3 separate regions of the Homo sapiens genome follow, and all the other regions are linked to region 3. Evidence: chromatin loops called from intact Hi-C (ENCODE). Cell type or tissue: mammary epithelial cell. All regions are shown on one strand. Each heading gives the region's core, and the rest is flanking DNA. Links, peaks and the distances in the headings are about the cores only. Region 1 overlaps RNPC3-DT (RNPC3 divergent transcript). Region 2 has its middle 120 kb from the start of RNPC3-DT. Region 3 overlaps RNPC3-DT (RNPC3 divergent transcript).

Region 1 (11,320 bases), core at 2,212-10,211, 54 kb after region 3:
ATGCCAGAATAAATTAATATTCATTTTAAGACATTCTTAAAAAGTAGAATAAAGTAACAGATAATCACTTAAAAATTTTTACTTTAAGTTCTGGGATACATGTCCAGAATGTGCAGGTTTGTTAACTAGGTATATACGTGCCATGGTGGTTTGCTGTACCTATCAACCTGTCATCTAGGTTTTAAACCCCACATGCATTAGGTATTTGTCCTAATGCTCTTCCTCCCTTGCCTCCCACCCCTCGACAGGCCCCAGTGTGTCATGTTCCCCTCCCTGTGTCCATGTGTTCTCATTGTTCAACTCCCACTTATGAGTGAGAACATGCAGTGTTTGGTTTTCTATACCTGTTAGTTTGCTGAGAATGATGGTTTTCAGCTTGAATCATGTTCCCACAAAGGACATGAACTCATTATTTTTTATGGCTACATAGTATCCCATGGTGTATATGTGCCACATTTTCTTTATCCAGTCTATCATTGATGGGCATTTGGGTTGGTTCCAAGTCTTTGCTATTGTAAATAGTGCTGCAATAAGCATACATGTACATGTGTCCTTATAGTAGAATGATTTACAATCCTTGGGTTATATACCCAGCAATGGGATTGCTAGGTCAAATGGTATTTCTGGTTCTATATCCTTGAGGAATTGCCACACTGTCTTAATGATTGAACTAGTTTACACTCACAACAACAGTGTAAACGTGTTCCTATTTCTCCACATCGTCGCCAGCATCTGTTGTTTCCTGACTTTTTAATGATCACCATTCTAACTGGTGTGAGATGGTATCTCATTGTAGTTTTGATTTGCATTTCTCTAATGACCAGTGATGATGAGTTTCTTTTCATAGTTTCTTGGCCACATAAATGTCTTCTTTTGAGAAGTGTCTGTTCATATCATTCACCCACTTTTTGATGGTTTTTTTTTTTTTTCTTGTAAATTTAAGTTCCTTGTAGATTCTAGATATTAGACTTTTGTTAGGTGGATAGATCGTGAAATTTTCTTCCCATTCTGTAGGTTGCCTGTTCACTCTGATTATAGTTTCTTTTGTTGTGCAGAAGCTCGTTAGTGTAATTAGATCCTATTTGTCAATTTTAGCTTTTGTTGCCATTGCTTTTGGTGTTTTAGTCATGAAGTCTTTGCCCATGCCTATGTCCTGAATGGTATAGCCTAGGTTTTCCTCTAGGGCTTTTATGTTTTCAGGTTTTACCTTTAAGTCTTTAATCCAACTTGAGTTAATTTTTGTATAAGATGTAAAGAAGGGGTCCAGTTTCTGTTTTCTGCATATGGCTAGCCAGTTTTCCCAGCACCATTTATTAAACAGGGAATCCTTTCTCCATTGCTTGTTTTTGTCAGGTTTGCTGAAGATCAGATGGTTGTAGATGTGTGGTGTTATTTCTGAGGCCTCTGTTCTGTTCCATTGGTGTATATATCTATTTTGGTACCAGTACCATGCTGTTTTGGTAACTGTGGCCTTGTAACATAGTTTGAAGTCAGGTAGCATGATGCCTACAGCTTTGTAGCACAGGGATCAATGCAATAAGAATAGCTAACTATTCTAAAAATATATGCACCCAATACAAGAGTACCCAGATTCATAAAATAAGTTCTTAGAGACCTACAAAGAGACTTAGACTCCCGCACAATAATAGTTGGAGAGTTTAACATTACACTGTCAATATTAGGCAGATCAAGACAGAATATTGACAAGGATATTCAGGGCTGAACTCAGCTCTGGACCAATGGGCCTAATAGGCATCTACAGAGTTCTCCATTCCAGATCAACAGAATATACATTCTTCTCAGCACAACATAGCACTTATTCTAAAATTGACCTATAATTGAAAGTAAAACACTCCTCAGCAAATGCAAAATAATAGGAATCATAACAGTCTCTCAGACCACAGTGCAATCAAATTAGAACTCAGGATTAAGAAATTCACTCAAAATCGCACAACTACATGGAAAGTGAACAACCTGCTCCTGAATGACTACTGGGTAAATAACAAAATGAAGGCAAAAATAAAGAAGTTCTTTGAAACCAATGAGAACAAAGAGACAACATACCAGAATCTCTGGGACACAGCTAAAGCAGCGTTAAGAGGGAAATTTATAGCACTAAATGCCCACATCAGAAAATGGGAAGGATCTAAAATCAATGCCCTAACATCACAATTAAAGGAACTAGAGAAGCAAGAGCATACACATACAAAAGCTAGAAGAAAACAAGTAATAACTAAGATCAGAGCAGAACTGAAGGAGATAGAGACACAAAAACCCTTCAAAAAAATCATTGAATCCAGGAGTTGGTTTCTTGAAAAGATTAACAAAATAGACCGCTAGCAAGACTAATAAAGAAGAAAAGACAGAAGGATAAAATAGACACAATAAAAAATGATAAAGGAGATACCACCACTGATCCCACAGAAATACAAACTACAATCAGAGAATACCGTAAACACCTCTATGCAAATAAAACTAGAAAGTCTAGAAGAAATGGATAAATTCCTGGACAAATACACCCTCCCAAGACTAAACCAGGAAGAAGTCAAATCCCTGAATAGACCAATAACAGCTTCTGAAATTGATGCAGTAACGAATAGCCTACCAACCAAAAAATCCCAGGACCAGACAGATTCACAGTCAAATTCTACCAGAGGTACAAAGAGGAGCTGGTACCATTCCTTCTGAAACTATTCCAAACAATAGTAAAAGAGGGACCCCTCCCTAACCCATTTTATGAGGCCAGCATCATCCTGATATCAAAACCTGACAGAGACACAACAAAAAAAGAAAATTTCAGGACAATATTCATGATGAACATGGATGCGAAAATCCTCAATAAAATACTGGCAGACCGAATCCAGCAGCACATCAAAAACTTATCCACCACAATCAAGTTGGCTTCATCCCTGGGATTGAAGCCTGGTTCAACATATGCAAATCAATAAACGTAATCCATCACATAAACAGAACCAATGACAAAAAACACATGATTATCTCAATAGATGCAGAAAAGGCCTTTGATAAAAGTCAACACTGTATCATGCTAAAAACTCTCAATAAACCAGGTATTGATGGAACATATCTCAAAATAGTAAGAGCTATTTATGACAAACCCATAGCCAATATCATACTGAATGAACAAAAGCCAGAATCATTCGCTTTGAAAACCGGCACAAGGCTAGGATGCCCTCTCTCACCACTCCTATTCAACATCGTATTGGAAGTTCTGTCCAGGGCAATCAGGAAACAGAAAGAAATAAAGAGTATTCAAATAGGAAGAGAGGAAGTCAAATTGTCTCTGTTTGCAGACGACAAAATTATATATTTAGAAAACCTCATCGTTGGCTGGGCGCCGTAGCTCACGCCTGTAATCCCAGCACTTTCGGAGGCTTAGGTAGGTAGATCACGAGGTCAGGAGATCGAGACCATCCTGGCTAATATGGTGAAACCCCGTCTCTACTAAAAACACAAAAAATTAGCCAGGCATGGTGGCACGTGCCTGTAGTCCCAGCTACTCAGAAGACTGAGGCAGGAAAATCGCTTGAACCTGGGAGGTGGAGGTTGCAGTGAGCCGAGATCATGCCACTGCACTCCAGCCTGGGCAACAGAGCAAGATTCTGTCAAAAAAAAAAAAAAAAAAAAAAAAAAAAACTCAGCCTAAAACCTCCTTAAGCTGATAAGCAACTTCAGCAAAGTCTCAGGATACAAAATCAATGTGAAAAAATCACAAGCATTCCTATACAACAATAATAGACAAGCAGAGGGCCAAATCATGAGTGAACACCCATTCCTAATTACTACAAAGAGAATACAATACCTGGGAATACAACTTACAAGGGACATGAAGGACCTGTTCAAGGAGAAATACAAACCACTGCTCAAGGAAATAAGAGAGGACACAAACAAATGGAAAATAATTCCATGTTCCTGGATAGGAAGAGTCAATATAGTGAAAATGGCCATACTGCCCAAAGTAATTTATAGATTCAATGCTATTCCCATCAAGCTACCATTGACTTTCTTCACAGAATTAGAAAAAAAACCACTTAAATTTCATATGGAACCAAAAAAAGGGCCCGCACAGCCAAGATAGTCATTTTTCATAATAAGAAGACATACTAAAGTATGAATGTTTGTATTCTGCCCAAAATTCTTATGTTGAAATCTTACCTCCCAAGGTGATAGATAATATTGGGAGATGTGGCCTTTGGTGTGGTGATTAAGTCATGAGTGGATTAATGGTCTTATGAAAGAGGCCCTAGAGAGCTGCCTTGACCCTCCTACCATGTGATGACATAGTGAGAAGGCATCATCTTTGAATCAGGAAATGGTGGAACTCAGCAGACACTGAGTCTGCTTGTGCCTCAATCTTGGACTTCTAAGGCTCCAGAACTGTGAGAAATAAATTTCTGTTGTTTATTAGCTACTAGTTCATGGTATTTTGTTATACCAGTCCAAATGGACTAAGACAAGAGGAAAAGAGGGAAAAAGTATTTTAGCAGTTGTAAGAAAAGTAACCACATTTCTTTCTTTTAACCTATAATATGACGCATCAAGGCACAGAAAAAAAGGATATCAAAAAATAGTTAATTTTTAGGTCTATTTTATTCAGTAGCTAACTTCCTAAAAGAAAATAATGATTCTTTCTAAATATTGCTGTACTAAAAACAATCAGCACCATATTAAAGGTACTATTATTTATATTTGTTTACATGCCCACAATTTTAATGTATTTTGGTAAATTTAACTTGCCAAAGCATATATATACATTTAACCAATTCTAAGAAATTTATATTTATGAAGATAATTGTAATAATTCAATAAGATGATCATTTACAGATTGATTATCTAATTTGTAGGTTCCTTAACACTCTTTTTTGTTCCTTTACACCAGGAGCCTTTTGATAATTTTGCTAAACATAGGTGAAGCTGGACAGGTACAATAGCATTGAGCCTAACAGTTTCTTTTTCCAAGATGGTACATTGAGAGTTTAAAATAATCAAAAGGGACATATACTTCACATTGATATAGGGTGGCTAGTAATCAGAAAAAAAGACAAAGTTCTTGCTCAAAAAGGGTAGCTTATGTCTTAGACAAAATCAAAACATATTTGGAACCAGCAGGTAAAAGGTATGATTTTGAAAGACTTGGGAAACATCTGTTGATAAAGAATACATTAAGAGACCTTTTTAAACATTGCTTTTTAAATAGAAACGTGTGAATATACTAACAAAGGGTCAATGGCATGACAGTAATGCTAAAATGCATCACTATACAAAAGAGCTCCCCAGGAAGGTAGAGTACCTAATGAAATGAAAAAAAGAATAAAATATGGAAAATTATTATTGATAAGTAAATGTTTATCATCCTACCAGTCTACAAAAACACATACATGACATTTTCCCCTATTTAGGGCTACTCTTCAGTTTCTGGTCTTAAAACATTTTGCCTTGGCTGGGACAAACTTGCCATCTAGTGACAATGACTGGTAATTACAGAATATGAAAATAGGCCCAGTGCACTCAAACATACATGCATGCATGATCTCAAAACTGAAACCAGCTTTTTATAAAAAAGTTCAAAGAATATTTATAGAGTACACATTACAAACTGTGGCTTGAAGATAAAGTGATGGATAAAAATTAATATGGCTCCCAAAAGTTGAACGAAGAAGACAGATATTATTCAAATAATCACCAATTAAATGTTAAAATAACAAATATAACAACTTCTACAGCACTCTGTGCCACATTAATTAATGTAATACTCATAAGCCTATGAGATATACATATCATTATCTCTATTATATATTTGAACATTGAAAAAGACAGATTAAGTAACTTCTCCTAGGTCACATAACAGAGCAGGTATATAAATCTCAGATATTTTGCCTCTCAAGTCTATGATTTAGCCACTTCTGAATATAAAACTAAAAGTGTAATAGTGTGGCAAACACAAGCAAGGTAAATACATGATTGGAAAACTTTCATTCATTCATTTATTCATCTGTTTATTCACTCATTCAACAACTACTTATTGCATACCTATAACGTGCCAGGTACTACTTTTGGCAGGTGAACAAAGTAGCAAACATGACAAAAACTCTTACCTCATAGAGCTTCTAACAAACAAATGCACGTGCACACACACACACACATTAGTATATATTTTGGGGCTGTTATTTTACAAGAAATTAATAAGGCAAGGTTAAGTTATTAGTGTTGGTTAGGTGAGGAGAAATGCTATTTCCAGAGATGGCATGAAAGTCCTCTCTGAGGAAAGCACATCTGAATAAAAACTGAGTAAACATGAGGGATATGAGCATCTGGAAGAGGAATGTTAGAGAGATAAAGGACATTTGAAAAGATTCGGTTTTTTATTTTATACCCCCACTCCCACTGCTGCAAGAATGACTAATGGGGGGTGCTCATGAAGCAGAGAAGTAGGACATAAGATGATAGAAGTACCAAGAAGGGCTTTATATGACAAGAGAAAGACTGTAGGTCTTATTCCAACTGTGATGGGAAGCCAATAAAAGGTTGCAAACAGGAAAGTAATCTGATGTAATTTATGTTTTTAAAAATCACATGAGTTAGTGTGAGGAAAATACACTGTAGAGTGCCTAGAATAGAAGCGAGGAAACTAATCAAGAGGCTATTGGAACATTCCAGGTAAGAGAAAATGATGAAGACATATGATGAAATCTAAAAGTCAACCAAATCACATTTTCCAATAATTATAATAAAAGGGAAATTGTATGTGTCATAACAAGCCAAAGAGTTTTCTGAAAATCAAATGAAAGGTCACATTTAGATGAGAATCAAGAAAATCATTAGGGGTGTGGCCTATGCAGCATATTTGAGTATAGAAAGACAAAAATATGTGGGTGTCTTTAAGAAAGTATAGTTTAGCTTCCATGTAGCATAAGGTGAATGTAAGGGTGAAACATAAAGAGTCAACTAAATGGAGGGACTTAAAGGATTCCGGAGATAAAAATTAGGCTCTGCTTTATTTTATTTCTTTTCTCTACTTTCTTAAGCAGCTTTCAGCCCTATAACAACTCAGTTACATACTGGTTTTCATCTACTGTGATATATGTCTTTTTAATACCTTTGAGAGTGTTGGGCACAGAAAATGTTATTCAGGCATGACTAATAAATTGCTCAAAGACCACCAGACTATGACACATCTATGGTCTGACAAAGGTAAGTTTATCATTTTGCAGCAGTAAAAAAAGACTACACAATTGATGGGGCATTTTGCCAAAACAGATGAAGGAAGAGCCAGCATTCTGATTCATTTAAGAGTAAGGTGGGGTTTAAATAAAATTTAAATGAACAGTTCTTTGATAGGCTGAAAGAATAGCCTGGCTGTATTAGCATAAAGCCTGGACTAAGAAGTGGGTATAGGGTTCTGTTTCCTTGAAATCTACAAAGTTAAGATGACTGTGGAATCTTGTATCTGAAAAACATTATCTGAAGCTTTGCACCTGGGTGGAAAATTGAGGCTGCTTCTCTGTGTCAAAGTACCCACATAGCTTAGCTCTTCAGGCAATAGTGGGGTGTTCCTGTCTCACTAACATAATTTCAAAAAGCAAAATTTCTGACAGTTTGTAATTTTTACAGAACAAAGTTTTTCAATGCTGTCACTGGAGTTAATTGACAAAAGAAATCATTTCATACTTTTACACCACTATAGCTTTTAGTATATTTTATTAAAGTTTAATTTTAATACCTTGGTTTTGATATGAGTCAGGAGCATCCCTCTCTTGTGACTGAATAAGGGGGAGATCAGAGGTACTTAGAGAGTTAAGTGAGGGAAAAATTGTCATTTTGTTCAGGCCACTTGTAAGTTAGTCCTAAGAAGTTTGAGATTTCCTGGAAAATAATTGACATCTAGACCAGCAAATCACTGTAGGTGGTAGCTGGACTCTATGTGTATAGGGCCATACCCAAGAGGTTTATCTGTTGGGGTGAATGACTCAGAGGGGTTAGAGGCAGGAACTGAAGAAGAATCGTAAGAGGTCAACCAGCAAGTATATTACTGATATCATGAGACTATATGGCATAAATGCTGCAGGGCCCTCAAAAGGACAACTAAGGTGACCCATATATTTGGTTGCCTGCCTTGATAGGACATCAACAGCAAAGAGAGAACTACTTTTCCCAGTGGATTCTAAAGCAGAAAGAAAAAGAGATGAAGAAAATGAAAGAAAAGACTACGTCACCTTCCCCACCATAGGTTCCCTGAGCTTAGAGAAGGGTGTATATTTAGAAGTGAGATTAGTATTAAAAACTGAACTGAAAGTGAATCTTAATTATAAATAATAGATTGTTTTTAAAATCAAAATAAATAGGAATGCTAAGGGTGACTGCAGAGAAGGGAGATCCAATAAAGCATGTTGAAATTGTAAAATAGTTTGTTTTGTTTTCTGATTTTCTTTTGGTAGCCCCATTAGGTCCAGCTAATTCAACCTTTCAGCATCTGTATGTAGATGCTTTTATTTCTATAAGATAGATTTGAAAAGCAGAATTACTGGATCAAAAAGTATGGTAACATTTATCCAAATAAATATGAAGATTTACTTTTCTAAATGCCTGTGACAAACATTTGCCCTCATGCACACACCTACATTAAATTTTATAGCTATGTATAATGTTTTCCAGTTTGAGAACTGAGAATTGGTATATTCTTGTGGGGTCTAATTGGCATTCCCATTACCAATAGTAAGGTTAAACACCTTTCCATATGTTAATGGGCCATTCAGGTTTCCTTTTTGTAAAATCACCTGTTTATATTCTTTAAACACATTTTTCTATTAATTTGTCTTTCTTTTTCCAATTTTTTGGTACCAGCTGTATTTTCTGACGTTTTTACGTAAGAGAAGATAATCTAGCATTGTCACATTACAGAAAAACAACTACTTATGACAGTACCATTTATCAGGTGAAACATTTTCTCTAGGCATCTTCTGAAATGTTTAGTACATTTTAATTTTTTGATTGACTAATGTATTAGTCTGTTTTCATGCTGCTGATAAAGACATACCTGATACTGGGAAGAAAAAGAGGTTTAATGGACTTACAGTTCCACATAGCTGGGGAGGCTCCACAATCATAGTGGAAAGCAAGGAGCAGGTCACATCTTACATGAATAGCAGTAGCCAAAGCGAGAGTGCTAGTGCAGGGAAACTTTTTTAAAAACCATCAGATCTCATGAGACTTATTCACTATCACAAGAACAGCATGGGAAAGACTCGCCTCCATGATTCCTTTACCTCCCACCGGGTTCCTCTCACAAAATGTGGGAATTGTGGGAGTTACAATTCAAGATGAGATTTGGGTGAGGACACAGACAAACCATATCAACTAATACTTAAATGTATAGGTTTATATTAAGAAAAATAGCCTTCCAGGTTGCATACATTAAAAAAAATGTGCCATCCAAATGGATTCCAAATTGTAAATGGAGTTAAGAAAGTATTTTAGAACAGGAATATTTTTCGGGTGCTATTTCCCTATCTTCTCTAGATTCCATCCCAGAACAGAAGACATAAGCAAGCTATACCCCATAAGAAAAGGCTAATTACCCCTGCAATAGCCAAAAGTTCACATAAATCCTGCCTCTGTTCATTTGTTATTTAAAGGCAGAGACTAAGTCTACAAATAACTATGTGTGAGATCCACACATAATCTAATCTATCAATAAATAACAAAAATAATATTGACATTTTAACTTTCTGATCATTTTGCATAGAAATCTTTAGACAGGTTTCCTAAAGTCATCATGCAAACCACTGAATATGTAATCCCTGGTTGTCAGCAGTGTTTTTTATTTTCTTGATAATAACATTAATTTATTCACTGATAAATGTTTTAAAACATATGTCAAATATTCACTAATATATATTTTAACATTCAATGATCATTAATCTATTTGTAAGGTACTATGTTAATGCTTGGAAGATATACAGACGAATATAGAAATTCCTGTCTTCAAGGAGCTTATTAGTAATAATGAAATTATGTACATAATTATTTATAATAAAATATATTTATGATAATTTTATAACAGAGGTGAAAAGTTCTACAATAACAAATGGGATGAAGACATGAATTCTACCTTGGGAAAAAAGAAAAGACTTTGATGATGTTTGTTTTAAGTTACTAAGTAATTGGATGGCTTATTACACAGTGACAACCAAAACACTGAAAAATCTAGTGTTCAGGTTTTTTGTTGTTGTTGTTGTTATTGTTGTTTTTGTTTCCTTTGCCAGTATGGGAAGAGAATAGAGGAGGCAGAGATGGTGTTGACTGACAATGAAGAATTTAATGAGAAAGTCATATGTAAGCATCTGAAGAAAGTCAGGGAGCTAAGCATGCAGATATCTGTAGGAACAGCATCCCTGAAAGAGAGAATGGTAAAGGCAAAGGTCTTAGTTATGGGTCTGAAGTGTTCAAGCACAGCCAGAAGGTCAGTGTATTTATAGCAGAGGGAAAGAAGAGGGGAAGAATAGATGAAGTCATAAAAATAATATACTGGAGGAGTTAGATCATGTAAATTCTCACAGATCAAAATAACTTCAGCATTTACTCTAAGTGAGGGGGAAAGCTACTGCAGAGTTTTGAAGATTTAACAGAATCACTCTAGCTGCTGTGATAAAAATATATTGAAGAAGCAATATATTTTTAATCATGTTAAAATGGACTTTTCATGGTAAAAACTAGTCCTAAGCTATCAATACCTTTAAGAGAAAAAAGTTATTTACTACTTATGCAAAGTTTGGTGGGAGGGAAGTTATTCTGTAGGGGAGCTGTCATTGATGTGGTGAGTTGGTACTCTAGGCTATGTTTAGCTTGAGGTTCTATCACCTCAATATGTGGCCTACATGATCACTGTTTTCATACCCAATCTTCCATGCAATACTCTGGAATTGACACATGTTGCTTTCATTAACACCCCATCTACCAAAATGAATCACATAGTCCCAACTAACAACAAGAGAGTTGGGAAATGGAAAGGAATATATGAAATAATTGTTGAGTCTTACTGTGTCGTCCAGACAGAAAGGGCAAAAGTAGGAGACTAGCCATGAGGCTATGACAATATTCCAGATAGATCATGGCTGCTTGGACAAGGATGGTAGAAACAGTGGGAACAGTGAAAAATAGTCAAATTTTGAATATAATTTGAAGGTAAGATAAAGGGAATTTGCTGAATGTCAAGGCATGAGATATAAAAGATATAAAGGAGTCACAGGTAACTGAGATGGGAAAAACTGAAAGAAAAGTTTTGAATACTATCAAGAGCTCAGTT
Region 2 (11,320 bases), core at 2,158-10,157, 60 kb before region 3:
TCACTTACGAAGCTTAATTTGGCTGGATATGAAATTCTGGGTTAGAATTGCTTTTGTTTAAGAATGTTAAATATTTGCCCCCAATGTTTTCTGGCTTTTTGCATTTCCATTGAGAGGTCTGTTGTTAGTGTGATGAGCTTCTTTTGTAGATGACCTGGCCTTTCTCCCTGGATGCTATTAACACTTTTTCTTTCATATCAACTTTGCAGAATCTGAAGATTATGTGTCTTGGGGATGATCTTCTCACAGAGTATCTTACTGGGGTTGTCTACATTTTCTGAGTTTGAATGTTGGCCTGTCTAGCAAGGTAGGGCAAGTTCTACAGAGTGATATCCTGAAATATGTTTTCCAAATTGGTACTCTTCTCCTCAGCTCTTTCAGGTACACCAATCAGTTGTAAATTTAAGATTTTACATAATCCCATATTTCTTGGAGGTTTTGTTCATTCCTTTTTATTCTTTTTTCTCTATTCTTATCTGCCTGTCTTATTTCAGAAAGACAGTCTTCATGCTCTGAGATTCCACTGTTTGATCTATTCTGCTATTAATACTTGCAATTGCATTATGAAATTCTTGTATTGTGTTTTGCAGCTCTATCAGGTTGATTATGTTCTTCTCTATCCTAGCTCTTTTGTCAGCTTCAGCAATGTTTTATCATGATTTTTATCTTCCTTGCAGTAAGTTAGAATGTGCTTCTGTAGCTCAGTGAAGATCATCTTTATCCATATTCTGAGGTCTAGTGTTATTTCAGCCATGTCAGCCTTAGTCTCATTCCAAACCCTTGCTGGAGAGAGATGTGGTCATTTGGAGGAGAGAGGGAACTCTGGCTTTTTGAGTTTTCCATGTTCTTTGTGCTGATTCTTTCTCATTTTTGTGGGCTTATCTACCTTCAATCTTTGAGGTTGCTGACCTTTAGATTGAGTGTTTTTTGTTTGTTTGTTTGTTTTTTTCAGTCTGGCCACTTTTCTGTAGTGCTGGCGCAGTTTTCCAGGCATCTTCTTGAGTCCTGAGTCACCTCAGATTTTCTAGTACCTGAAGGTGTCATCAGTAAAAGCTGTGAAACAGCAAAGATGACTGCCTGCCCCTTCCTCTGGGAGTTCCATCCCAGGTGAATACAGAGCTGTTGCTAGCCTGAATGCACCTACAGGAGGGAGGAGGCTTGAGACCCTGGTTGGGATGTCTCACCCAGCCAAGTGGAACAGAATCAGGTACCTACTTAAATAAGTAGTTTAGCCTGCTTTTGTAGAGCAGCTGAGCTGTGCTGTGCTGTGCTGTGCTGAGGTGCTGTTTCTACGCCTCTTTGGTTTGGGCTTTCTAAAGCCTGGAGGCTGGAACTGCTAAGTTGCCAAAACAGCAAAGATGGCAGTCCACCCCTCCCTTTAGTAACTCAGTCCCAGAAAGTTTTCAAATCTCTGTCAGCCAAAGAACATCAATGGGAGTGGCTGGAGGCCTTGGTTCAGAAGTACTGCCCAGTGATGAGGAACAGATCAGGGAACTGCTTAAGGAAGCAGTCTTTCCATGCTTTCATAGAGAAGTTGTGCCATGCTGGCATACCACTTCCATCCCCAGATGGTCTGGACTCTCCTAAGCCAAGAGTCTGAAATGGCTAAGTTTTCCAAACAGTAAAGATGGTGGCCCGCCCCTCCTGAAATATTTTTAAAAGCCCCAGCATCATATTAAGAGAATTATGACCTAGTGGGATTTATTCCAGAAGTACACAGATGAATCAATATTGAACATGGTGATAACTCCAAGAAAAAATATCCTATGATGGCTGTCTCCATAGATGCTAATGTAGCATTTCATAAAATTCAACAATCTTTTGGATTTTTAAAAAATCACACAATAATTTAGTCATAGATAAATACTTCCTTAACATAAGAATTGTATATTTTTCCTTCAAATCCAGCATCATGCTTAATAGAAAATACTAAAAGCAATGCCACTAAAATAAAAAGAAAACTCAGGATCTCAGTGATAACATCTTTAGCTAATAGTGTAACTGTGATATTTTGTGCATATATATTCATAAATGTATGATTTAATTATAAATAGAAGCCTTTAGCAAAAGAAATGTTCCTTCATCTAGTTTAACGCTTTGGGGTCTGAATTTTATTTGTTTTATATTAAGATCACCACTCCTACTTTTTCTTTTAAATGTGTATTTTCATCATTTATTTTTGTTAGTCACTAAAATTATCCTGCTTAACATTCCCTTTTTGTGTCAGCCATAAACCAAAGCCACTGTAAGTATCATAGCAGTAAAAGGGTTAATTTAGCAATTAATTAGAAATTACACAAATGTTAGAGGAGCTAGAAAAGTGAAGTTCTGGAAATGGGGAATTGGAGGTTCAGAGAAATAGGCACCTACCACACTGCCTAAAGTACAGGCATGGGTGTGATGTCTGAATTTGTCAGAACATCCAAGAAGCCATGCACATCTGTCTACAAACATAGTCTGCACTGGGGATGTTTATAGAGTGACTAGAGAAAATGGCCTCCTGTGTGGGCTCTGCAGCCTCTGCCTGTGCATAACCATGGCCCTGATGGTGAACACTAAGTCAGTGTTGGTCAGCAGCTCAGATGTTCAGGAGATACATTGACTCAAAGCAGGAGGAGGACAAGAATAGCTGAGGTCTACCAGGTAAGCTGCATTTGACCATTACCATGTCTGACCACCACGGTCTTCCGAAAGAAATGTCCTTGGCTTCCCTTCCACCCTCCAGACCTTGCAGGAATTCCTGCCTTTGACCACTTCTAACCAGGCACCACAGAATGAAGAGGAATCTGGGAAACAGTTTCCAGACTTAGATAGTAGCAGTAATATCAGTTTGACAACAGATAATTCAGTATTCCTTCATGTGATTTAGTATGCTTATTTATATACTACATAATTAAAATTTTAGAATGACTTTGACTCACAGATATTTCAAATATGGCAATCAACAAACTTACTCTATTTTCCATGTTCTTCCTCTATTCTTCTCCTACTTTGTAAATGGTTGACATTTTCCCATTGTTAGGGCTTATTAAATTTATATTTGGTTTGTCCTCATCTCCACATTCCCTCTAGTCTTGGTTCTTAATAAGATATAGAGAGGAGGAAGGAATAAACCAGTCAGGCATGCAGTAAGTAAACCTCTTTCAAAATAAGAACACCCTAAAAATCAAGCTGCAGCTCCAGATAAGAAAGAGCCCACATCCTTGAATGGAAATGCCTACTCTCTGAACCTAGATGAACAAATTCCACTCCTTTTTTGGACACATTTCCCTCTCCTGTGCACCTTTGTCTCATTTCATGTGCTTCCTCCCAACTGGTCCTTACCTTCCACCTATTTTATGTATACCTATCTTTCTGTGATTGGCCACAGGATGAATCTTCATTTGCAAAAAGTGTAATGTCACTCCAGCCCCTGAATGATTGGGGGCCAAGCCTTCATCTCTGCCTTCAATTGGTTCTTTTCACTATTGTGTCTCTTTCTGAGTGGTGCTTTCTTCAAAACAGCCCACAGACCAGTGAGCACATTCCTACCCCTTCCCAGTCCATAAAGACCCCAAACGTAGCCCCACAGCCAGCAACTCTCTTTCAGGTCCCCTCTCTTTGCTGAGACCTTTTCTGTCATTTAATAAATCTGACTCTGCCTTACTCTTTTGTGTCCATGTGCCTTATTCTTCTTGACCATGGGACAAGAACCTGGAGCTCACTGGTGGCAGGAGTAAAAGAGTTGTAATACTTCCTCCCTCTCACCAAACAACAACAGGAGTGCAAAAGTTGGAACAATGTGTTCCAAGTTCATTACTTTTACATTGCTTTCCAGTTGCCCCTTGTTTGATTAAGGTTCATCAGTCAACAGTTTGCTCAATAAGCACTTATGGGAGCAATAACTCCTGAATAAATTATATATTCAAAACAATTTATCTGTTGAATTTTCACTTGAAGTATAACTTGGCTGAACAGATAATTATTGGCTTACACATTTCACCCTGCCTATCATATAGGTATCACTCTATTGTCCTGTGTTGCTGAATACTGCTCAAGAAAAACATGAGTTTGGATCAATTTGTTTTATTCTCTTTTACCTGACTTGATATTAGGCCTACCTTTGAAAAGCATTCTTTTTATTTTTAAGAATCAATAACTTTATTAAGATGTACCTCAGTATTGACCATTGTGGTTTAAGTTGCCCTGGCCTATGGTATGCCTTTTGAATAATATGAAACCAAGCCTTATTTTATTTCAGGAATGTTTGCTTTAATTATATGTTTCTATATTCTGTTCTATTATTCTAGCTTTCTTCTTGCTTAACTCCAATTATGTGTATTTTATTTCCTTTACTTTTCTTCAGTATCTAACCATTCCCTTGACATTTTTTGAACTCCTCCGTATTTCCATGTTATTTTGGTAACTTTTCTCATTCTGTACTCCAGGTCTCTTCCTCTGTTATCCTCAATGTATACATTGCCTTGTGCTTCTTCCAATTTTTTCTTCATTTCTGTGATATTTTTTGTTTCTTCTACTTTTTTCCTGTGTTCTGTCAACATACATTTCATTATCTCCTGTTTCCTTACCATATTTTCCCTAAAATCTTGTGTTTTCACTTTTAGGCCTTTCCTCATAGAAGTAATTATTTTATTATTTGATTTTTCTAACTTTTTAGTTCATGATTAAATTTTTGGTTAGAAATTTCTCCCGTCCCTTTTCATTTTGTGAGTTGTTCTTTGAGGAAGTCTTTCCCATTATATTTCTTATAGTATTTTTTGTGTCAATGTTGGGCTAACTTTTACTTCCAACTATGGAATAAAATAGATTTTTCTTGTCTAGATATTGTAAGATTTTCCTTTAAGAAGTACAATTTCACCAATATTTTCTAAGATATGTCACCATTCATCCATTTTTCTCCTCTGTATATTTATTTTATTCATTTTGCCCCATTTGTCATTTCAGGTTCTGTTTTGTCCTCTCCAGATCCCATGGTCCCTTGTTCATATTGGCCTTCCCTGAGATCTGCTGCTCCTGGGTCACTTTGCTCTTTCACTTCTGTGTGGCTTATTGTATTCGTCCATTTTCATGCTTCTGATAAAGATAGACCCAAGTCTGGGAAGAAAAAGAGGTTTAATGAATTTACATTTCCACATGGCTGGGGAGGCCTCACAATCATGGCAGAAGGCAATGAGGAGCAAGTCACATCTTACATGGATAGCGGCAGGCAAAAAGAGAGCTTGTGCAGGGAAACTCCTCTTTTTAAAACAATCAGATCTCACAAGACTTATTCACTATCATGAGAAAAGCACAAGAAAGACCCACCGTCATGATTAAATGATTCAATTACTTCCCACTGGGTCACTCCCATGACACATGAGAATTGTCGGAGTTGAAATTCAAGATAAGATTTGGGTGGGGGCACAGCCAATCCATATCATTCCACTCTGGCCTCTCCCAAATCTTATGTCCTCACATTTCAAAACCAATCATGCCTTTCCAACAGTCCCCCAAAGCCTTAACTCATTTTAGTATTAACCCAAAAGTCCACAGCAAAGTCTCATCTGAGAAAAAGCAAGTCCCTTCTACTGATGAGCCTGTAAAATTAAAAAACAGTTAGTTATTTCCTAGATAAAACAGGGGTGCAGGCATTGGGTAAATACAGTCACTCCAAAAGAGATAAATTGGCCAAAACAAAGGGGCTACAGGCCCCTGCAAGTCCAAAATCCAGCAGCACAATCAAATCTTAAACTCCAAAATGACCTCCTTTGACTCCATGTCTCACATCTGGGTCATGCTGATGCAAGAGGTGGGTTCCCATGGTCTTGGGCAGCTCCACCTCTGTGGCTTTGCAGGGTACAGACTCCCTCCCAGCTTCTTTCATGGGCTGGTGTTGAGTGTCTGTGACTTTTCTAGGTACACGGTGCAAACTGTAGGTGGATCTACCATTCTGGGCTCTGGAGGATGGTGGCCCTCTTCTCACAGCTCCACTAGGTGGTGCCACAGTAGTGATTCTGTGTGGGAGCCCTGACACCACATTTCCCTTCTGCACTGCCCTAGCAGAAGTTCTCCATGTAAGCCCCAACCCTGCAGCAAACTTCTGCCTGGACATCCAGACATTTCTGTACATCCTTTGAAATCTAGGTGGAGGTTCCCAAACCTTAATTCTTGACTTCTGTGCACCTGCAGGCTTAACACCACATGGAAACTGCCAATGTTTGGGGCTTGCAGCCTTTGAAGCCACAGCCTGAGCTATACTTTGACTTCTTTTAGTCATGACTGGAGCAGCTGGGATGCAGGGTATGAAGTCCCCAGACTGCACACAGCATGGGGACTCTAGGCCCGGCCCCTGAAACCATTTTTTTCTCCTAGGCCTCTGGGCCTGTAATGAGAGGGGCTGCCATAAAGACCTCTGACATGCTCTGGAGACATTTTCCCCATTGTCTTGGGGATTGACATTTGGCTCTTCATTACTTATGCAAATTTCTTCAGCTAGCTTGAATTTCTCCTCTGAAAATGAGATTTTTTTTTCTATCACATTGTCAGGCTGCAAATTTTCCAAACTTTTGTGCTCTGTTTTCCTTTTAAAACTGAATGCCTTTAACAGCACCCAAGTCACATCTTGAATGCTTTGCTGCTTAGAAGTGTCTTCCACAAGATACCCTATATCATCTCTCTCAAGTTTAAAGTTCCAAATTTCTGGGGCAGAGGTAAAATGCCGCCAGTCTCTTTGCTAAAACATAACAAGTGTCATCTTTTTTCCAGTTCCCAACAAGTTCCTCAACTCCATCTGAGACCACCTAGCCTGGACCTTATTGTTAATATCACTATTAACATTTTGGTCAAAGCCATTCAACAATTCTCTAAGAAGTTCTAAACTTTCTTACATTTTCTGTCTACTTTTGAACACTCCAAACTGTTCCAACCTCTGCTGTTGTGGGAAGTCAGGAACTCCAAATGGAAGAACCGGCTGAAGCCATGGCAGAAGAATGTGAATTGTGAAGATTTCATGGACATTTATTAGTTCCCCACTTTAATACTTTTATAATTTCTTATGCCTGTCTTTACTGCAACCTCTGAACATAAATTGTGAAGGTTTCATTGACACTTATCACTTCCCCAATCAATACCCTTGTGATTTCCTATGCCTGTCTTTACTTTAATCTCTTAATCCTGTCATTTTCATAAACTGAGGAGGTTGTATGTCACCTCAGGACCCTGTGATGATTGTGTTAACTGCACAAATTGTTTGTAGAGCATATGTGTTTGAGCAATATGAAATCTGGACACCTTGAAAAAAGAACAGGATAACAGCAATGTTCAGGGAACAAGAAAGATAACCTTAAACTCTGACCACTGGTGAGCCGGGTGGAACAGAGCCATATTTCTCTTCTTTCAAAAGCAAATGGGAGAAATATCACTGAATTCTTTTTCTCAGCAAGGAGCATCCTTGAGAAAGAGAATGCATCCCTGAGGGTGGGCCTCTAAAATGGCCCCCTTGGGTGTGGCTGTCTTTTATGGTCGAGCTGTAGGGATGAAATAAGCCTCAGTCTCTCATAGTGCTCCCAGGCTTATTAGGATGAGGAAATTCCCACCTAATAAATTTTGGTCAGACTGGTTGTCTGCTCTCAAACCCTGTGTCCTGATAAGATGTTATCAATGACAATGCATGCTGAAACTTCATTAGCAATTTTAATTTTGCCCCAGTCCTGTCATCCTGTGAACTCGCCCTGCCTCCATTTGCCTTGTGATATTCTACCACCTTGTGAAGCACGTGATCTCTGTGACCCCCACGCTATTCGTACACTCCCTCCCCTTTTGAAAATCACTAATAAAAACTTGCTGGTTTTACGGCTCAGGGGGCATCATGGAACCTACCGACATGTGATGTCTCCCCTGGATGCCCAGCTTTAAAATTTCTGTCTTTTGTACTCTGTCCCTTTATTTCTGAAACCAGCTGATGCTTAGCGAAAATAGAAAAGAACCTACATGAAATTGGGGGAAGGTTCCCCTGATACTCTGCCTGTTACCCAGTCCCAAAGTCGCTTCCACATTTTTGGGAATTTTTTTAGCAACACCCCACTCTACTGGTACCAATTTGCTGTATTAGTCCATTTTCACACTGCTGATAAAGACATATTCCAGACTGGGAAGAAAAAGAGGTTTAATGGACTTACAGTTCCACATGGCTGGGGAGGCCTCACAATCATGGCAGAGGCAAGGAGGAGCAAGTCATGTCTTACATGAATGGTGGCAGGCAAAAACAGAGAGCTTGTGCAGGGGAACTCCTCTTTCTAAAACCATCAGATAGGGTGAGACTTACTCACTATCATGAGAACAGCATAAGAAAGACCCACCCCCGTGATTCAATTACTTCCCATTGGGTCCCTCCCATGACATGTGGGATTTGTGGGAATTGTAATTCAAGATGAGATTTGGGTAAGGACACAGCCAAACCATATAACTCATACTATTTTTCAATTCATTCATTTTCTCTGCCAATTTTATTTGCCTTTAGCAGCCTTTGCACTTTAAAAATCTATGGGATATATTTGTTTTCTAGTTTCAATAGAAAAGGGAAGCAGTGTTTTTTTTTTTAACTTGCCTTGTTGTTTCTATAACACACATAGTAGGAAAATGGAAAACATTTACTAGAAGTGAATAATTCTGTTTTTACCTTTGAAAAGCAATAGTTTCAAAATAATCTGGCTTTATGTTCAGCAGCCAATTACATAATTTCCTTGCATACCATATGCTCCTTTCATTTCCAGAGTAGTTTCTTTCCTATTTTCTTCCTGATATATATCTTAGAAATCATCTTTTGTTCCACTGATTGGATTCTCCCTTCAGAGACACTGATTATATTTTACTGGTTTATCTCTTTTTGACATCTTTACCTTTTCAAGCTGAATGCACTGCATTGATCTCAGCTCTTCCTTTCATATCAGTATTTTAATTTGTATTGCTACTGATTTCTGTGCATTGCTATTTTTAATGGATGTATTTGGGCAATAATAATGTGTTTGCAGGCTCAATTTATTGTCTGGTGTATAATGGATGTTGTGGTGCACCACACACAGAGATGCTAATCTGCCATGAGTGTTAGCTGCTAGTGGCTCACAGCTTAGTTTTTGTCTGAGGATTGCCCTGGATCAAAAGGAGCTTCCTCAACCAAAGTTTCATGCCTTCCCTCCAAAGGAACAGATCATATTAAATGACGGGCCTATGGGAGCCACACACAAGCCTGGCCTCCTTGCCACAATTCAAGACAACAACAGTTACTCCAATCCCAGAACACCCCATGGGATTGCCCTAGGTCCCTGTCACAGCTTAACTTCTCCCTCTGCCCTACCTTGCTTCCCCCATTACCTAATATGCATTGCTCTGAGTGTACTTGTGGCAGATTAAAGATGGCCACACATTCTTTGACACTCCTCCCACCCAGGGGTCGGATCTAAGTTTCTTCCCCTTTAACTTGGGCTAACCTATGACTACTTCGATGAGCAGACTGCAGTGGAAGGAACAATATAACAGTTTAGAGCTAATCTTTAAGAGGAGTTAGAACCTTAGGAATTCCTGGAATTATATGGAAAGAGAGAAGAGTCCAGATGAGTGTGACTTTCTAGTAAGCTCTCCCAACACATGAGATGTGTGAGTGATCTGCAGATCAGTCCAGCTGCCAAGAGAATATAACCCCAAGTGACCACAGTCAACTGCACATGGAATAAAATAATCACTTAGCCAAGCCGTACCTATATTCTGACCTACATGATTGTGGGATATAATAAAGCAGTTTTTTTAAGCCCACGTTTTTTTGTTATGCAGCAATAGATAACTCAAACCGCATTTCTCACACTTAATCTACATTTCAGCGCCCGTATTTTAATAAATTAATTGATATGACAATTTATAAGGCAACCAATATGAGAAGTAATTCTAGGAAGCCGACCCAAAAATGGGTTTGCCAATGGTTTGTGTCACCATTGGCAGGTTAGCAATTAGGACATCATTATTTGTTGCTACATGGAAAATTAATGGCTCCTGTTATACTATGTCATTGCCATTGATGAAACCTCAACTAGAGGTGAATTGGGATCAAATACTAGAGGAAGGGAATGCACTGGCAGATTCAGTGTCTTGAGTGTTTGAGAGATGCAGACATAATAGTAACTACTAGGACTGCAGATTCAGATGGGTATTGCTGAGTGACACTGATGCATTAGTGAAAGACAATAAAAGGCTTAAAGTGATTAATCACTAGTAGAATTGAGGGCCTTCTTGGCATCATATAAATAGTCTCTTATTTCCTATAGTTGGAATGCAGACAAATGTTGTGAGTGAGGCTTAGATTTTAATTCTAAGGATGGCAAAGTTGAAGAGAAGTTTGCATGGCTAGGGCGTTACGCTATGTTCAGGTCCCTGACTGGACAAAGTGGAACACTGAGATTTGACTGAACCAGCTGGGTTGACACTGTTGAATACATTGAATCTCCAGATTCTTCTGAAACCTCCTGAAGAAGTAGTTCATTCCTTCCAGTTAAAGGCTAGTGTCATCCTTATCAAAGATGGTATAGAAACACCGGAGCATGTGTCCCCAACTTCCCTTTTACCCACCAGATCAAAAATTTTGGCTAAGACAGACAGCCAAGAAAGTGCTGCACCTGCCAAGGGTAGAAGAGAATAAACCAATGTATACAGTGCATCCAAAGGTACTGGATCAAGGACAATAGAAAGTTGAATAAAACATAGCTTAATAAAATACGAACAATTTTCTGCGATACATGATAATCACCCTGGCAAGAATGGTGCTAACACACTGCTTAGATCGGGGTGCCCAACCCCCTGGGCCATGGACTCATACCAGTCCCTGGCCTGTTAGGAACAGAGACACACAGCAGGAGGTGAGCAGAAGGCAAATGAGCATTACCACCTGAGCTCCACCTCCTGCCACATCAGCGGAGGCATTAAATTCTCATAGGAGTGTGAACCCTATTGTGAATTGGACATGTGAGGGATCTCTCTTGGGCACTCCTTATGAGAATCTAACTAATGCCTCATTATCTCAGGTGAAATAGTTCCATCCCGAAACCATCCCCCACCCCGTCCATGAAAAAATTGTCTTCCCCAAAACCAGTTCCTGGTGCCAAAAAGTTTGGGAACCGCTGCTCAGATGACCCTTGGAAGCCTGGAGAAAGTGACAGTCCACAGTAAAAGTGATGCAGAAATGCTGGAACTACTGTGGTAGATTGTAAAAGAAGGGATCAAAAAGCTAGAAGTGGGCATGTGATAGTTAATGAAATGCATGTGGTCAGAATTACTAAAATGATAAAAGTGCAAAGCT
Region 3 (11,320 bases), core at 1,009-9,008:
GATTCTCCTGGCTCAGCCTCTTGAGCAGCTGGGATTACAGGTGTGCACCACCACACCTGGCTAATGTTTCATCTCTTTTCTAGGACATAAGCTCAGAAAACCCTGCTTCCTTCCTGCTAGAACTCGGGTTAGTACTAGTGGATATTGGGGGTAGGGTAAAGAATACCATGTAGTAACCAAAAGAGGAAAAATGTATCAAAATGTTATACTGCTACAAAAAGATTAGGTAATTGTGTTTCTTAGAGAAGGCCTATATAATTCAATAATAGTTTCATAAATAGATTTGTATTTGCCTTTAAGGAAAAAATAAGTGTTTTCTGAGTCTTCAGTAATATACATCTAAAATCAGTCTTCAAGTTAGGACTAAGCTAAATACTGGGTGCAACAACATTCTTGGAACAATTATCAGGATCGTTGGAAAGACTAAAAAAGGAATGATATAGTCACTTGCAGGAAGGTGTGTCTAATAAGCTTTGCCTATTTTATTAATAATAAATATCACAATTGGAACATTCTTTGGTTTTTTCATACATGAAACAGAGTACTAAAACCCACAGTGTACCTTAATCACAGAGAGATCTGATCAAATAAAAGTTTCAAAAATAGCTGTGAATTTATTCTCAAAAGTTTAAGCTATGAAATACACCTGAGATTAACTGTAATTACAATAATCAATATGCTCAAATTCTTTCAAATTGGATATAGTCTATGTTTTTATAAAGAATTCCCTAAATTATCTTAGTATTTTAAATCTTTAAATCACTGAATTAAAATATAATTAGACCAAACTCAAATATATTAGAAGAGATGCAAGGTAAAATTATCATATTAGGTTGTATATGATATTTATTATATATGCGTGAGTTTTGTGTATCTATTTGGTATTTTAATCTTGCATCTCTTTCAAAATTATTATATATATATTTATATATGTATTTATATATTCACACACATATACATTAGTAGATGTTTATTTTATAGATTCTAATATCATGCCCTAATTAAACTTCTGTATTGCTCTTCTAGAACATGTAATATGAAGTAAAACTCAATTTCAGTGGTTCTGTACTCTGCTCTTTAGAAAATCTAGAAAAAAGAGTTGCAATGTAAGTCGAAGACAGAACATTGAAATTGATTCATATTTCACAGGGATCTGCAGAACTGTGGGTCTAGATTGCAGCTCTTAGCCACTAGCCAGCTTTGCCTGTATTTCCATGATAGGCTCTGTCTTCACTTTTTAAAATACTAACAGGCTTCTTGTGGGTGGGATCAAATGACTGCCCCTCTCCCTTCACCTGTGAAATTTCAGAGCCTATTTGAAAAGGGCCATTGTTTCCCAGGAATGCCAGTCCTAGTCCAGGAAAGAAAGTCTTCATTTCAACAGGAATTTGGAGCCTGCCTGAGAAGGGCCAGCCAGTTACTTGGTGAAAACTGTGGCAATTCATTCAAGTTCTGAACAGTTACTATCCTGGCCTTACTTGCTTACTTTCAACTCTTAAGCTTTATGACTAATATGTTTTTTCCCTTAAATTATAAATGGGTGTGTGTGTGTGCGCGCGTGTGTGTTTGTGTGTGTGTGTGTGTGTGCGTATCTGTGCTTGCATGTCACAGCAGAGAGAAGTAAGTGCGTATGAAGTGCGGCGTGTGCACAAGCAGTGAGCTGATGAAGAAAAACCTCTCTCCCCAAACAGTGAGCTGCTGCCATGAGCAGGACACATAGGTTCCTCTGTTCCAACTTCTGCCCCTACATTTACAGCACTAGAGTGCATTTATGTGAATAGGCTCATATGTTTAACAAGCATTTTGAAATAGGTTCCCAATAAAATATATTTGTACAAGAATACAAAACAAAGATACAGTACTTGTATTCAAGACCTGGACAGAAGGCCCCTGTCTGAAACACATTAAAAAATAATTTCTAAAGTAAAATTAGGACTAGAAGCCAAAAGAATACATTGCTTTAGGAAGAAAAAAAGAAAAAATCACCTTGATACAGAGTCAAATCTTTCTTGTTTGAGTCTACATGTACTAGCAGTTTTACTATCTAAAGTTCTTACTGTTTAGAGTTCTCTCACATTTTCTGCAAAATGACTTGGAAATTCTCCAAGATTTGTTTATTATACTAATAAGATATTTAAACTCACAGAATCCTTATTAAGAAAATCTACCTTTGCCCCTCAACAATTTCAAATCATCACCCGAACATTCAAACTAACATGTAAAAATAAAAACCAAAAAATAAAAAATAAAAATGAAACAATGATAATGTCAATGAACTTGAAAGCAAAGCATTTCCACTTAATGTGTGTTTATTAACAGAGAAAGAAATAGTGACGCCAATACAGCTTCAGAATAGGATTTTGGAAATATTTTTTCAAGGCAAGGACAAGCAGCCCTGAATATGAAATGACATTATTACTAAATTCAACATCTAAAGATTTTGGAAAGCTTTTTTTATGATTCTGATATGTCACACATTTAATCTCTCATTTAAGAATAAAACACCATTAATTTGTGGTGAACTACCAAAGAATAATTTTCCAAAAAGAATAGTCAAAAATTAGAAAATAGAGTAAAACAGAGGTTAATCAACTCAAACGATGACTTTTTTCTTCTCTTTTCCTTCATCAGATGTTTCCTGTGATCCTGTGCAAAACCTGATGTTGTGACATTAGTAGTCGTTGGACTTGAGGATACATGGTGCACAAAAGGAAGCTTGTCCTTTTGGGACCTGGTTTTGAATCAGTTTCAGACGACAGAAAAATACGCTTTTGTGGCTGCTAAAGTTCAGGAATGAATTCTGGCAGTCTTACCCAATTCCCTAAAGCAGAGTCCACATTACCAACATCTAATTGGCAGGCTTTGCTTGTAACTCCCACTAGGGCCAGGGTAATGAATGGATTTAGTGAAGGTGTCCTGAGTCATCTGTACAGTGGCTGGTCTGGGCACTAAGGCTTTTCCTTATAACCTCCCCAGACATGTCACTCAAGGAGAAGAGAGAGAGGCTTATGTGCACACATAATGGGGACAAGACACAGCAGTTTTATTAAATTGTAGTCCCAAAGAGAATTGTTCTCCTTATTTGATCTAGAAAAGTAAAGAAGTCTTAGGAAAAAAAAACATATTCTTGTTGAATCACTTTATTCTTTAATTTCCATTTTATAAACTTTTATATTTGGCTTGAATATTCAACTATGGTTGAATGGGACTTCATCCAGGCCTACTCCAGATTATTCTTTAGGCAGGCAGGGAAGAAATTTGGACCATTTCTGTCTAGAAAAGCATCTAAGGGTTTACTTTTATTACTAAGTAACTTTTATTCCCTATGTCTGAGAGAGAGAGAAAGAGTTTGGTTACTCCTAGTTTCATACATACCAATAGCATTAAATGTTTAATGTTGATTCATCATTATTATGTTAATTTTAAAAATCATTTATGCCAAATAGTTTGAATGTAGTATTACATCTCCTCTTCAGTAAAGTTCCACCAGTCTCCCAAATCCAGCAATCAAGATTGGACATTGACAACTTCAGTGCCAATAATAGGGCCTCTCTCAAATTAGGAGCATAGGAGAGAGGTTGAGAACAAGAAGAAAATGGCAATCATGGAAAATTTAAAAAGTGATTTGTTGATGTTAAAGAAAACACTCTCACTTTCTACCAAGAGAATTTTGATGAAGTAGTATTGCTTATTTTCTTAACAAGCATTTTTAACACTGATTCCTCTTGAACTCATGTATGAGAGACACTGCTCTCTGAAAGTCACAGGGAATTGTATCTTTAGAGTATTTTCAAGCATTGCTATGTTCTTAAGCCCCCTTCATTTCCCAGAAGCAAAAATCAACACATATATGACACTCCAATTTTTTTAATGAATAAAAAGATAAAATAAAGTCTAAGGAACAAAATCCACATTGAAAAGTTAGGTGCTTTGAACTTTCTCATCACCTTACCAGTGTTTCCGCACGGGCAGTCTAAAAGACAACTCAGCAATGTCTGAATGGAACTGCAAACAATGGCTCCTTCACAAGTTGGTCTTTAATTGATTACGGCTGTGTTTATGGAAGCAGAAGAGAATTTACACAAAATGACAGATTCCCTTCATTCTGAGGGCGTTTTACTGGCATTCATGGTAAGGATGGTTTTTCTATTGAACAGTCTTCCTCTCTTTCCCTACCTATATCCACCTGGTTGCCATCTAACTGAAAAGGCTATAAGTTGATTACTTTATATCACTTTTTATTAGTGTTTTCTGCTCAGTTTTTTTTTTTTTTTAATGGGTAAAATTCACACTTCCTAGGATACATCTCAAGTTCAGAGAATTCAAACAAGGTCTGGTTTCCCTTTGCTTGTCATAGATTCTTATATTAAATACTAGAGAAGATAATTAAATAGAAAAGTATTAAAACTCAATTCAGTAGGGTCTGTCTTCTGTCAATTTGCTTAAGGAACTATGGAAATTGGAAGTTTAGGAAATCATATGATTTGGCTAATTTATTCAGGTAGTAATATCTACTTTAATCATTTAACTATCTAAAAATATAATTTTAAAGCTGTGTTACATTTTATGATGTCTTAGTGCCAGGTAGTGTTATAATCTTTCTACTAATTTGGAGCAGACAGAAATTAAAATTTAGCTATTTAACCTGTAATTGCAAAAAGCTTTTCATTTGTCTGTTAATAGTGACCTCTACAGGTCAATCATAACAATAGCATAGAATCCCTAGGTAGCTGCTCTAGACTCAAGATTTATTTAGTGAACAGTGGTATAATTGTACTATTAAACTTAAAATATCTTAGACCCTCAGTGCCAAACTATATTTTAAATTTTTAAGCTCAAGACAAGAATGTAATTGTCTTATATACATTTGTGGAGTCTAATTTCAAAACAAACTAATACTTGACAAGGTCTTAGCTGATTTAGTCAAAGAGAATTAATAAATTTTGAAGAAATAGCTTAGAAGCAGAAAACCCCAAAGTGTATGTAATGTTAATCTTTTTATAATGTAAAATTAAGAAGACAACATTATATTATAGATTCTTTTTCTGAAAAGTATGTGAATATGGAAAGTTGACATAAAAAAATGAATCTATCTTACCTCAGAGCTTTGACAGTATGTTTTTTCTTATTCACCAAGGAATTACTTTTAAAACAATACTACAAATGAGTAATTGTGGAACATTTGCATTTATAAGACTACATTGTACACTATTGTTTTCTTAATATGTGACTAATGCATGGTTTTTAAATGACAATGTACTTCGATAAGTCCACACAAGTTAAAGTATCCTGGTTTGAAATACTAAATTTGATAAGTTTACACAAATAAACTGAGAAACATTTCAATATTGCTACATGTAATTAAATTATATATTGGACTTTTATTCTAAAACTTTCTTTTACTCAAGTCAGCTAAAAAAATATTCAATTAAATAACTAAGCTTTCTAGTTTTGATGTTATTTTTCTCTAGTTAAACTGGATGTTCTAATGAACCGCTGAAAACTATAAATTCATACATCACATTGTTCTGACTCCAAACTCTTATTCTTTCATCTACTTCCTGTATTTTTGACTTCACTGAGCCATCATGTTCACTGAAATCTCTATATTTTTCCTAGCCATGGCACTCTCTTGTTAATACCTTACATTCCTTGACTCTATTCTATTTGTGCCACTAGGCTAGCAGAACTCCAACCCTCAATGTCTGCTTTTCTACCTTGGTAGGCCTATTCTCAGAAGGAGGAACTTGACAATATGAGAATATGATTAAGAAATACAAGTATTTCCCAGTAAAATGAGGCAGAATCTCTTGAAAATAACAAGATATGATTGAAATATCTTTGGCTTTCTGAAGTTAATTTTAGTCAATATTAAATGAATTTTTGCTCTCCCATTTACTTGCTAAGACTCCCTCTAAGCCTCAATTTCCTCTTGTGTAAAATGAGCATAAAAATATCTATATCATAGAAAAATTAGTATGAGTGGATGCTTAATATTTGAAAAGCACTTGGAATAGTGCTTGGCACAGAGCTTTATATGTGTTAAAGAAACTGATTCTACTAAAATTCACACAACAGTAATGAGTCAGAATTTTGAAAAATCTTGGAAGTACTCATTCTGTCTCATGTCTTTAAAAATGTTCTGCTTCTAATCTTGCCATTAAAAATGGAAACCTATTTTTATGCATGCCACATACATTTCACTAATTATGTTATTAACTCTGTAGTGCATTTTTCAATAGAATACTGAAAATGATATTTACTATATTTTTATTTTAAAATTATGCATAATCACCTCACATCCATTAGAATGGCTACTATTAAAACTAACAAAGAAAATAAAAAAAAAAAAAACAAGTGTTGGCAAGCATGTAGAGAAATTGGAACTCTTGTGCATTCTGGTAGGAATGTAAAATTGTGCTGTGGCTATAGAAAATAGTGCGGAGATTCCTCAAAAAATTAAAAATAGAATTACCACATGATCCAGCAATCCTACTTCTGGGCACACGTCTAAAAGAATTAAATGCAAAATATCAAAGATATATTTGCATATTGTGTTTTTTTATAGCAGTACTATTCACAATAGCCAAGAGGTGGAAGCAATCCAAATATCCACTGATAGATAAGTAAATAAAAAATGCAATATTTACACACACACACACACAATGAGATATTATTCAGCTATAGAAAGGAAGGAAATCCTGTTACATACATGGAATGTATGTAACACATGGAATAACCTTGAGGACATTATACTAAGTGAAATAAGCTAGTTACAAAAACACAAATAATATATGATTCTAGTTATATGAAGTATCTAAAGTAATCCAATTTATAGATAAAGAAAGTAGAATGGTGGTTGCCAGCAGCTACAGGGAAAGGGAAGTGGGGAGTAGTTAATGGATATAGAGTTCCAATTATGCAAAATAATGATGTTCTGGAGATCTGTTGCACCACAGTGAGAATATACTTAGCACCTCTGAACTGTGCACTTAAAAATGGTTAAGATGGTACATTTCTGTATGTTTTTTTACCAATATTAAAATTTTAAAAATTATGCAATATTTTAAGCATAAAGGAAATTTTCCAAAATAATATATTAAGCATCCCTGCGCGCATCACATACATAAATACTACGAACTTAAGATTAGAGAAGTACTTCCTGGATCTTCTTGCCTGAATGTCATGAAGATCTGTATTCTGAATATAAGAACCTGTTATAAAAAAGGGTTTGGAGGGAGAGAGCAGATATATAAATATATAAATAATCTGATAAGGCTCAATTTAGCAGTAGATATAAGGTAGTCTAGATGATGAAAAGATGTTCTGAATTCAGATATTTTGTAGAATGCATTCAGGTACATTGCAGAAGTGATAAAATTTTGTTTAATGATGTCACTTTTTCTGTCCCCCAAACTCTCACCAAAAATGCCTAATTCTTTAGAATAAGTTCCATGAGAACAAAGCAAAAAGAATATCTGTAGGAAAATATTAAAGGTAGCTTCACTTTATTTCAAAATCTCATGGCAGATTGCATACCTAATCCATCTATTTATCAATCTGACCAATTCTGACCTGGGATGATTGAAATACACACAGTAACACATTTAATTTATTTTTTAAATAAAGGTAGACTTATAGACAAACAGTAGGCAGAATCTGGTTGATTTGTTAGACAATGAAGATTGTGCTAATTAAATTAATGTTATTTTTCATATATTTAAAAAATAATTCAAAAATATTTAAGGAGTTTGATAAAATAAAAATATTTTTATAGAATATTAAATTAGCAATTATTATTCTGGCTCCTTTTGCTTAATTGTTCCTTCCTCGATTTATCACTTTCCTCTCATATTTTACTATAAGCAGCAAAAAGAAACCAGGACACACTTTCCATACTTTCACAGAAATCTCTTCAGCTAAGTATTCAAGTTCATAACTTACGAGTTAACTTTCCACCCACTGACAGAATATAATTCAGCCAAGTTTTCTGCTACTTTATACCAAAGACTGCCTTTCTTCCTATGTCTAATAACATGTTCTTTATTTCCAGCTGAGCCCTCACCAAAATCTTTTTTAACATCCATATTTTTATCAATAGTCTTTTCAAGACAATCTAGGATTTTTCCATCATTCATTTCAAAAGTCTTCTAGGCTGTACACAGTACTCAATTCCAAAGCCACCTCCACTTTTTTAGCGTTTGTTACAGCAGCCTACTCTATACCCTACTGTCAGTATCAAAATCTGTATTAGTTTCTTAGAGTTGCCAAAATAAAATGGTTCTGAACAAGGATTTTCAAGGGACTCTGGACAACCTAGTACAGTAGGCATTAAATTGCCAAGGCATTTTTCATGTTATTAAAGTGGATTTTTTAAAAAATGAAGTGTTTATAATACACAATGACAATTACATACTTTTGCAACTTATTAAACTTTCAGCTTATAATAAAAAGTTTAGAAGTCAACTTAGAATATGTGTGGTACATAATTTTTCAAAATTATTTGGAGTTGCAGCACTTAGAATAAATACAATTATATAGTGCAAAAGCTTCTTTTTTTTGGAAACTCGAGGAGGTTTTAATAAAATTACCATATGATACAGGACTTTAATATACCATTTTAGGATTCAGAACAAGTCAAAGGTACACAAGCATATATAAATATGAAAAGTTTTAGAATAATTAATGGGAAAATTAAGATGTATGTTTGTGACACGAAACTCTTAAAGTGTAACAAATTTTCCATATGATATTGATTGGTATTCAGTAGTTTGACCACACTGAGATTTGTCTGTCATCAATATGATCCAATACACTTGAATGAAATAGAATGGGGATAGAAAAAGTCTAAAATAGTAAAAGGTGAAAGATTTATATGACTTGAAGAGAAACCAGAAACATATGAAAAAATGCTCAGCATCACTAATGATCAGGGAGATGCAAATCAAAACCACAAGGTGATACCACCTTAATCCTGCAAGAAGAGCCATAATCAAAATTCAAAAAATAATAGATGATGGCGTGATGCAGTGGACAGGGAACACTTCTATACTGCTGGTAGGAAGTACAGCCACTATGGATAGCAGTGTGGACAGTCCTTAAAGAACTAAAAGTAGAACTACCATTTGATCCAGCAATCCCACTACTGGATATCTACCCAGAGGACAGTAAGTCGTTATCTGAAAAAGATACTTGCGCACACATGTTTATAGCAGCACAATTTGCAATTGCAAAAATGTGGAACCAACCCAAATGCCCATCAATCAACAAGTAGATAAATAAACTAGTATATATATATATATATATATATATATATATATATATATATATGATGAAATAATACTCAGCCATAAAAAGGAATGAACTAATGGCATTCACAGCAACCTGGATGAGATTGGAGACTATTATTTTAAGTGAAGTAACTCAGGAATGGAAAACATCGTATGTTCTCACTCATAAGTGACAGCTAAGCTATGAGGGTACAAAAGCATAAGAATGACACAATGGACTTTGGGGGCTCAGGGGAAAAGGGTGGAAAGCAGGTGAGGGATAAAAGACTACAAATTGGATTTAGTGTATACTGCTCAGGTATTGTGTGCACCAAAATCTCACAAATTACCACTAAAGAAATTACACATATAACCAAACACCACCTGTTCCCCAATAACCTATGGAAATACAAAAAGAAAGAAAAAAAAGAAAAAGTCTAAAATAGATTTTATTCACGATGTAATGAAGTACAACTTACCTACTGTAACCAGTTTTATTTTTCTATATCCATACCTTGCAAGGGATATATGTTTCTTGTAGCTATGGAAGCATTCAGAGCTTTTCATAAAGTTTGATTTGACCCAACTGTCTTATAAGAACATCTTCTGTTAAGGAGATATTGTTACTGCTGCTAAAGCAGCAATCCCCAACCTTTTTTGACACCAGGAACCAGTTTAGTGGAAGACCATTTTTCCATGAACCAAGTGTAGGGGGATGGTTTTGGGATGATTCAAGCACATTACGTTTATTGTGTACTTTATTTCTATTATTATATTGTAATATGTAATGAAATAATTATACAACTCACTATAATATAGAATCAGTGGGATTCCTGAGCTTCTTTTCTTGCAACTAGATGGTCCCATCTGGGGGTGATAGAAGACAGTGACAGATCATCAGAGCATCAGGCATTAGATTCTCATAAGGAGTGGGCAACCTAGATCCCTCGCATGCACAATTCACTTTCTTTTTTTTTTTTTCAGACAGAGTCTCACTCTGTTGCCCAGGCTGGAGTACAGTGGTGCAATCTCAGCTCACTGCAACCTCTGCCTCCCAAGTTCAAGCCATTCTCCTGCCTCAGTCTCCCAAGTAGCTGGGACTACAGGCTCACATCACCAGACTGGTGATTTTTTTTTATTTTTAGTAGAGATGGGGTTTTGCCATGTTGACCAGCCTGGTCTCCAAATCCTGGCCTCAAGTGTTCCATCTGCCCCGGCCTTCCAAAGTGCTGGGATTACAGGTGCAAGCCACCATGGCCAGCCTGCACAGTTTACAATAGGGTTCACACTCTTATGAGAATCTAATGCCATCACTGATCTGACAGAAAGTGGACTTCAAGTGGTAATGTGAGCTATGGGGAGCGGCTGTATATACAGATGAAGTTTTACCCACTCACCCACCACTCACTCACCTCCTGCTGTATGGCCCAGTTCACAACAGGCCACAGACTGCTACTGGTCTGTGGCTTGGGGGTTGGGGACCCCGTGCTAATGGAATCATTTTTGGAACATAAGAAACCATATCTGAGTTGTCTTAAAAAAAAAAAAACACTGCTGAGTTTTTATCAAGCAGTGGAAGTGGAGAAGGGTATTTCAGGCATAGGATATGGAATGAGCAAATGCATGTGGGCATGAGAGAGCATGGTTAATTGGAAGAAGAGCAAATGGTACAGTCTGACTGCAGCTTAGGCTACTCTGGGAGAATGTAGAATGTGGGACCCAGATTATAAAGGTGGATTAAGGAGATGGTGCTAGGTAGAGGGCAAAAGCAGCCTGGGAGGTCACTTACGAGGCCTGATAAAAGCCAATAGCTGTTCAGAAAGCTTTATTTTAAGAGTTAGTAGGGATGTAGAATCAATTAGATTTTGTGATGTGAAAATCAAGTGGGGAAAAAGTTCTAAAATTAACTCAAGATATATGGGTTGGGTAGCTATTGGCCCCAATGGAGATGAGAAAAGAAAAAGCATCTTTAACATTTTCAGGTTCTATGTTGTGTGTGTGTGTGTGTGTGTGTGTGTGTGTGTGTGTGTGTGTGTGTGTATTTGTGTGTA

What was found. A loop is a pair of places that touch in the nucleus more often than their neighbours do. Peaks named below come from ENCODE experiments on the same cell type or tissue, not always from the same donor. Only the 100,000 strongest peaks of a DNase experiment are listed, where the experiment ranks them.
Region 1: it touches region 3 in a loop (8-fold over the local background); 2 of 110 quality-filtered maps call a loop at or near these places.
Region 2: it touches region 3 in a loop (3-fold over the local background); 2 of 110 quality-filtered maps call a loop at or near these places.

Annotation. Positions count from the first base shown.
Region 1 is chr1:103,509,645-103,520,964 of GRCh38, forward strand. The region is part of intron 1 of RNPC3-DT (RNPC3 divergent transcript); the gene reads right to left. Among named protein-coding and RNA genes, the nearest start is that of RNPC3-DT, 10 kb to the right of the region's middle. In mammary epithelial cell, for the core only: a CTCF peak has its summit at 5,474; a DNase peak (open chromatin) is centred at 7,237; H3K27ac peaks cover 887 bases.
Region 2 is chr1:103,395,649-103,406,968 of GRCh38, forward strand. No RefSeq gene overlaps it. Among named protein-coding and RNA genes, the nearest start is that of RNPC3-DT, 120 kb to the right of the region's middle. In mammary epithelial cell, for the core only: a CTCF peak has its summit at 5,971 (motif pointing right); no DNase peak of the experiment used is centred there; H3K27me3 peaks cover 166 bases.
Region 3 is chr1:103,456,693-103,468,012 of GRCh38, forward strand. The region is part of intron 1 of RNPC3-DT (RNPC3 divergent transcript); the gene reads right to left. Among named protein-coding and RNA genes, the nearest start is that of RNPC3-DT, 63 kb to the right of the region's middle. In mammary epithelial cell, for the core only: a CTCF peak has its summit at 4,696 (motif pointing left); no DNase peak of the experiment used is centred there; H3K27ac peaks cover 739 bases.